Regions from separate parts of the Homo sapiens genome. Here region 2 is linked to region 1. A link is a loop called in an ENCODE intact Hi-C map of the cell type or tissue named here. Cell type or tissue: natural killer cell. All regions are shown on one strand. Links, peaks and the distances in the headings refer to the core of each region. The heading gives the core; the rest is flanking DNA. Region 1 overlaps TPP2 (tripeptidyl peptidase 2). Region 2 has its middle 5.2 kb from the start of TPP2.

Evidence for each region. Hi-C counts contacts between places; a loop is a spot of excess contacts. Peaks named below come from ENCODE experiments on the same cell type or tissue, not always from the same donor. Only the 100,000 strongest peaks of a DNase experiment are listed, where the experiment ranks them.
Region 2: a loop joins it to region 1, with 8 times the contacts of the local background. A loop is called at or near these places in 23 of 110 quality-filtered maps.

Annotation. Positions count from the first base shown.
Region 1 is chr13:102,656,759-102,659,683 of GRCh38, reverse strand. It overlaps TPP2 (tripeptidyl peptidase 2), which reads right to left. Exons shown (of 30, transcript NM_001330588.2): 25 at 2,477-2,628. Among named protein-coding and RNA genes, the nearest start is that of METTL21C, 37 kb to the left of the region's middle. In natural killer cell, for the core only: CTCF peaks have their summits at 1,623 and 1,828; no DNase peak of the experiment used is centred there.
Region 2 is chr13:102,590,279-102,593,203 of GRCh38, reverse strand. No RefSeq gene overlaps it. Among named protein-coding and RNA genes, the nearest start is that of TPP2, 5.2 kb to the left of the region's middle. RefSeq lists enhancers at 208-755, 636-965, 996-1,215, 756-1,305 and a silencer at 991-1,166. In natural killer cell, for the core only: CTCF peaks have their summits at 917 and 1,117; DNase peaks (open chromatin) are centred at 523 and 1,113; H3K4me3 peaks cover 768 bases; H3K27ac peaks cover 1,520 bases.

The sequences.
Region 1 (2,925 bases), core at 426-2,925:
TGGGTTTGCTAGCAACAAATTCTCTGTTTTTGTTTACCTGGGAATTATTTCATTTTCATTTTTAAAGGACAGTTTTGCTGGATATAGGATTATTGGTTGAGATTTTTGAGCACTCTGAATATATTATCCCACTGCTTTCTGACCTCTACTGTTTCTGCTCAGAAGTCAGTTGTTAACCTTACTAGCATTTCCTTGTAAGTGATGAGGAGTTTTTGTCTTGCTCCTCTCAAGATCTTCTCCTTATCTTTGACTTTCAGTATTTTTAACATGCTATGTCTATTTGTGGATTTCTTTGCATTTACTTTGAGTTCATTGAGTTCCCTGGATATGTAGGTTAATGTCTTTCAATAAATATGGGGTGTTTCCAGCCATTATTTCACTGAATATATTTTTGCTTTCTCTCTGTTCTCCTGGTACTCCTGTTCCATGGACTTTGGTGCACTAATGGTGTCCCACATTTCTCTGAGGCTCTGCTCTGTTCATTTTTTTCATTCCTTTTTTCTCCACTGTTTTTGAGAGAGCCCTTAAGGCACACGGACTTCTCCATCTTCTGTTGCAAATGAAGTCAATTCCTTCAGCAAGAAATTAGGAGCTATCAGTTTTATGAACTCCTTAGGCCACACTGGCAAAATCACTAAGCCCAAGCTCTGGAACAGGGAGTGGAAGAATGGCATGTTTTTCTTTGAGTGACACCCCCACTTAAGGAGCTTAGCACTCTCCTGTGGTCTTCTCAGCTTGCCTCGTGTGGTATGGAACCACAGCCTCCTGGGCATTGGGGCCCCAGTGTTCCCAACAGTACTTTACAAGAGAGCCCCTACCTCTTGAGAGCACTCAGCTGGAACTGAGCCGCTGCAACTGGCAGTAGGTCAGGATGAGAAATGATGACGTCCTCCTCCTCCAAGGAGGAAAGCCTTCCCTCCCCCAGGAGCTGGAGCTCTTGAAGGCAAGATCTGAAGTAAAATTTCTGGCTCATTAACTGGGAGAGGAAAGGGAGGCAGTGGTCTTGGTTCAAATATCACAGACTCTTGCTTTTCTTATCCAATTCTTGTAGGTATTTTTGAATAGATGCTTCTTCATTTGCTCAATGTCCTTTGGACCATTTCCAGAGGCTTTAAAAAGTTGTTTTGTTTTGTTTTTAAATAATTTTCACTAGTTTTACTGGGGACCAGCATCATGGGTCTCCTCAGGCTGTCATGCCAGAAGACAATCTCTGCAATTTTACTTTTGAAGAATTTATATTATATTGTCAACTGTTTATGACATCCTAAAATCAGGCAGAGACAGACCTGAAGACTTTGACTTCCAGTGGAGATACAATTTAGTTTTAAGTGGGAAAGGTATATTTGCAAGTGAACTGACATTACAATGGTTCAATCTCTGGGAAATATTTTCACATCATGATGACTTCTATTCCCTCTAAAACCATATAACTGCAAGGATGCATACATAATCAGCTGAAGAGGATTCCCATAGAATATCAGCAGTAAAAGAAATATTGCATAACAGATGGAAAAAGCAACTGACTTGACTACATAGAATAAATTTCAAGTAAAAAGCAAGCCCAAAGTCAAAGAGTACACTAGAGTAAAATCTGTGGCAAGTACAGAAAAGCATTAATATCTTTTATGTAAAAAGTTTTAATCGACCAGAAACACCTAATGTCTGAATAGAAAAAAAGGTGAAGAATATGCTCAACTGTCAGAAGCTATACTAATAACGAATGATAACATCTAAAAAGCTCTCCTTTAATAATAACTAGAGACGTAATTTAAGACAGCAGTAATGGCTGGTTTTTGCATTGTGTAGTAGCACACATACACAGCTAGATGGAGTGTAAATTATTATACTCATCTCAGAAAGCAATTTGGCAAAACACAGCGAGACGATTTTTACTTTTAAGATGCAATATGATGGAAATTTTAAAAAATCACCTTTATGTATAAAAATGTTTATCGCAGCATCATGAAGAAAAGCTATAAACATATATATGCAAAATAAAACGTTTAAATAGATTATGTTGCATCCATAGAACCATATACAACACAGACATTAAAAATAGTATTTTATACGGCTGTTAAATCATAATAAAAAAGTAACTGAAAAATGGAAACTAATTTTATTCACACTGCTACATGTACAAACACAGAGGAAAAAAATAATAATAAGAGGACAATGACTATTTATGAATTGTGGGCAAAAGTGATTTTTCTTTTTTATACTTTCCAATAAAATTATCTTCCAAGAACAAATTAGAGTGATTAAAATAAAAATTAAAACATTTAATCACAAAATTATATATTTATAATTTAAATAAATTACACATTTATATAAAAAGAGGAAAATTTAAAAGCACCTATAATCCTACCAACTGCTGTTAATAATTTTAAATACGGTCTATGTATATATACACAATATTGTTATAGTTGGGAAAATAGAACTAAACATTTAAAGAATTAAAATACATTTAAAAACCTACTTTGTCATCCACTGAATTTTAAGATCTCGTAATGCTTCAGTAAACTCTTCTTTTAAATCTTTCTCTTTTTCTGAATCTTTTTCCTTATCTTTGCTGCCATTCTTAGTCTTTGTTGGTGGAGGTATTAAGTAGTAATGAACAGGGATTACATCCTACGAATGTGGAGAGAGATTCTTAGATTAATATGCTTAATTTTACATACATCAAAATCATCTTCAACAGCTACATGTCATGTAACATGGGCTGCACCTAAGTTGTACTACACTGTATTCTAGATTCTAAGGGTCACAATACACCAAAAATTCCAATCTCTGGTCACAGTAATTTTCTCACAAACTGATGCTGAGTACTGATACTTCAAATATCTCCTTTAAAATAAAAGAGATAAGAACATACTTTTCTCCATTTGAGTATATTTGGTATTCTTGGCTTTACTTGGCAGACAGATG
Region 2 (2,925 bases), core at 98-2,597, 66 kb after region 1:
TCATGTCTTTCCGCCACAGGCACGCTGCCAGGCAGATAAGCTTAGAAAAAAGTGGTTGACTTCAGGCATCTGGAAATTGATTTCATCGAAACTATCCATGTACCAGTTTGAAACCCACTATTTTATATAACCCCTGAAATCACTTTAACTCAATACAGTCATTTACTGTTTGTCTTCAAGCCAAATGTTGTACATATTATAAGTGCTTACATTTTTTCCTCCTTTGATTTAATGACATTATCACTGGGGGGAATTTTTAATGCTAAGACAGTTTGTGTGACAGTTCATTGGATATTGGAAACAAGTAGAGAGTATAAGTAGAGAAACATGGATAATCTGTAATAATATATAATAATAAAACAAAAAAAAATGAGGAGGAGGAGGAGAGGCAAAAACAAGGTCAGTAGGCCTAGGCGTTGGTCATCTTATGGAGGGTAAAGTATTAATAATAGGCTGGACGCACAGCAACTTCTCTCACCCAGCATTGTTCAAAGCAGGAAGTGCTGAGTCAGATGTTTTTCCTGTCACCTGCCCCATTTGAGGCTGCAATCCAAGGCACAGGTGCTGTGGAAGGCAATAGCTTTCTATGAATCGCCTTCCTTGCAACTATTGCTGCAGCCTATCGTTTAGAGAATATTTTAAAATTTAATTTTCCAAGACTCTAGAGATTGCATAAGCATCCTACATGTGCCAGCCGCTGGGCTTTGAAATCTTCCTCTGCCTTGCAGCGAGGCCGCACCTCCCGTGGGCGGCTCCCAGCCCGTGATGGAAGCGAAGGGATGCTGGAGCAGATCTGTTTCGGGAGGCGGGCAATTTCGCGGACTGCTGTCTCAGGCTCCAGGACTCCCCGGCCGGCTTTGCCAAGTTGGACTGCGTGGTGGTCCAGGGCGCTTCCACCCAGCCTCTCTGCCTCTCCTATTTACTCGGCGTCAGACTTGCATCGCGGCCTGATGCCTCTCTCAGCTTTTTGTGGACCCTTGACTACCTGACCTCGCGCAGGCACTAACACGTATCCCTGCTCCTCACAACACGTCCGCCCCCACCCCGAGGACCCGAAACTAAAATAGCTCACACCAAAGAAACAGGTTCGGATGCATGAAGGTTCGCCACTGCTGCCCCCCAAAGGCAAAAGCCGTCGTTACCGTTTCTACCAAAGATAACTGAGTCCAAAAGCCAGGGCGACCTGATCAGCAAAGTTTAAGTTACAAGGCCGTGCCTGGCTGTATGGAAGCCTGATCAAGTAGTTCTGATTTCTTACCTGGAGAGCAGGACTGAAAATGTGGGAAATTCCATAAACATAGGAAAGCTTTCCAATGATGCCAGGAAATCGTGACAAATATCCACTTTGCTAACATACCTCCAAACCAAAGTAAACTACACAACATCAAGTTCCAGGTACTTGAGCCTCCAGTAATAAAATGGTAAACTAAGCAGTTTGGACCAGGCCTTCTGGTGAAAGTGAGAACTGGACAATGTATGAAAAATATCTGCTTGAAAGATACCTTCCTGAAGGATCAGAGAGCTAACAGGGTGGTGAAGAGTTCGCGTAAAAGACATAAATTCAGAGACTTAAGCCTAACATTTGAGACAGCTTTGCCTTTCAGGGCATTTGCCAGTGCGTAAAGAGGTAGCTGAGAGACAGAATTTTTTTTTACAGCCTCCCAGGGCTATGGGTACAAGAGTGGAGGCCAGAGCCTGCCAAGAGTGGGAACAGCATGGAAAACCTATATTTTGGGTTGAGGCTGCAAAGTCCACACCCAACAAATAGGAATAAATTGAAAGTAAACTTAGACTGGCCCCAGAGGGATATCACATTATAGATAATATTAAGTCCTGAACTTGGATCAAGGTGATTATTCTCAATGGTATATGTTCATTGGAATCATCTGGAGAACCTTAAAAATATCGCTACTTGAGCCCACAGATTCCCAGAATTCCAGATATTCTGATTTAATTGGTCTGGATTTTCGCCTGGGCATTGAGATATTTTATATCTACCCAGATTATTCTAATGGGTAGCCAAGGCTGAAACCCACTCAGCTAGTTCTGCCTGGCAGAAGCAAAATACTTTAAAATACCTATATTTACTCCATTCAGGAAGATAAAGATATAGTTGAGCATTTGGGCAGAAAATCAGAAACTTAAAAAAGACAAAGCCAATTTAGAAAGAGCCAAAAAGAAATTTTAGAACTGAAAAATACAAAAGCAAAACAAAATTAGGAACTCAGTTTCTTAATTAAGAAACTCGGTTTCGTAATTAAGAATGAGTTTCATAGTTACTGTCATTTAGCCAAAAAGAATTATAAATTGCAAGAAAATACTAAAAAATACCTGGAAAAATAAAAGGATGAAAAACACAGAAGAGATGAAAAGAGTAATAGATGTAATAGTGGGAAGTTCTAACAAGCTTTTAAGAAATGAGAAAGAAAATGCTTTAGAAGCAATATCTGAGAGTTGAAAGCCTATATATTCAAAAAGTCTGATGGCCCTGAAGCAAGATAAATTTTAAAAAATCTACATCTGGGGACATCATAGTAAAAAAAAAATGAAAAGGCAAGAGTAGTTAGAGAAAAAAGATTACTTTCAAAGAAGCAGCAATTGATTGAGAACCGATTCCAAACAGAAATGAAGAAAACCAGGAGACAATGAGACGACAGCTCACCCATGCTGAAAGAAAATAATCGCCAACCCAGAATTCTGTAGCTAATGAAAACATCCTTCAAGAAAGAGAACATGATCAAGACATCTTCAGAGACGCAAAGGCCGAGGCAATGTGTCACCAGAAAGACAGCAAAAAGTAAATACTAAAGGATATTCTTTGGGCAAAACAAAAATGGGCCAGGCACAGTGGCTCACACCTGTAATCCCAGCACTTTGGGAGGCCAAGGTGGGTGGATCGCGAGGTCAGGAGATCGAGACCAGCCT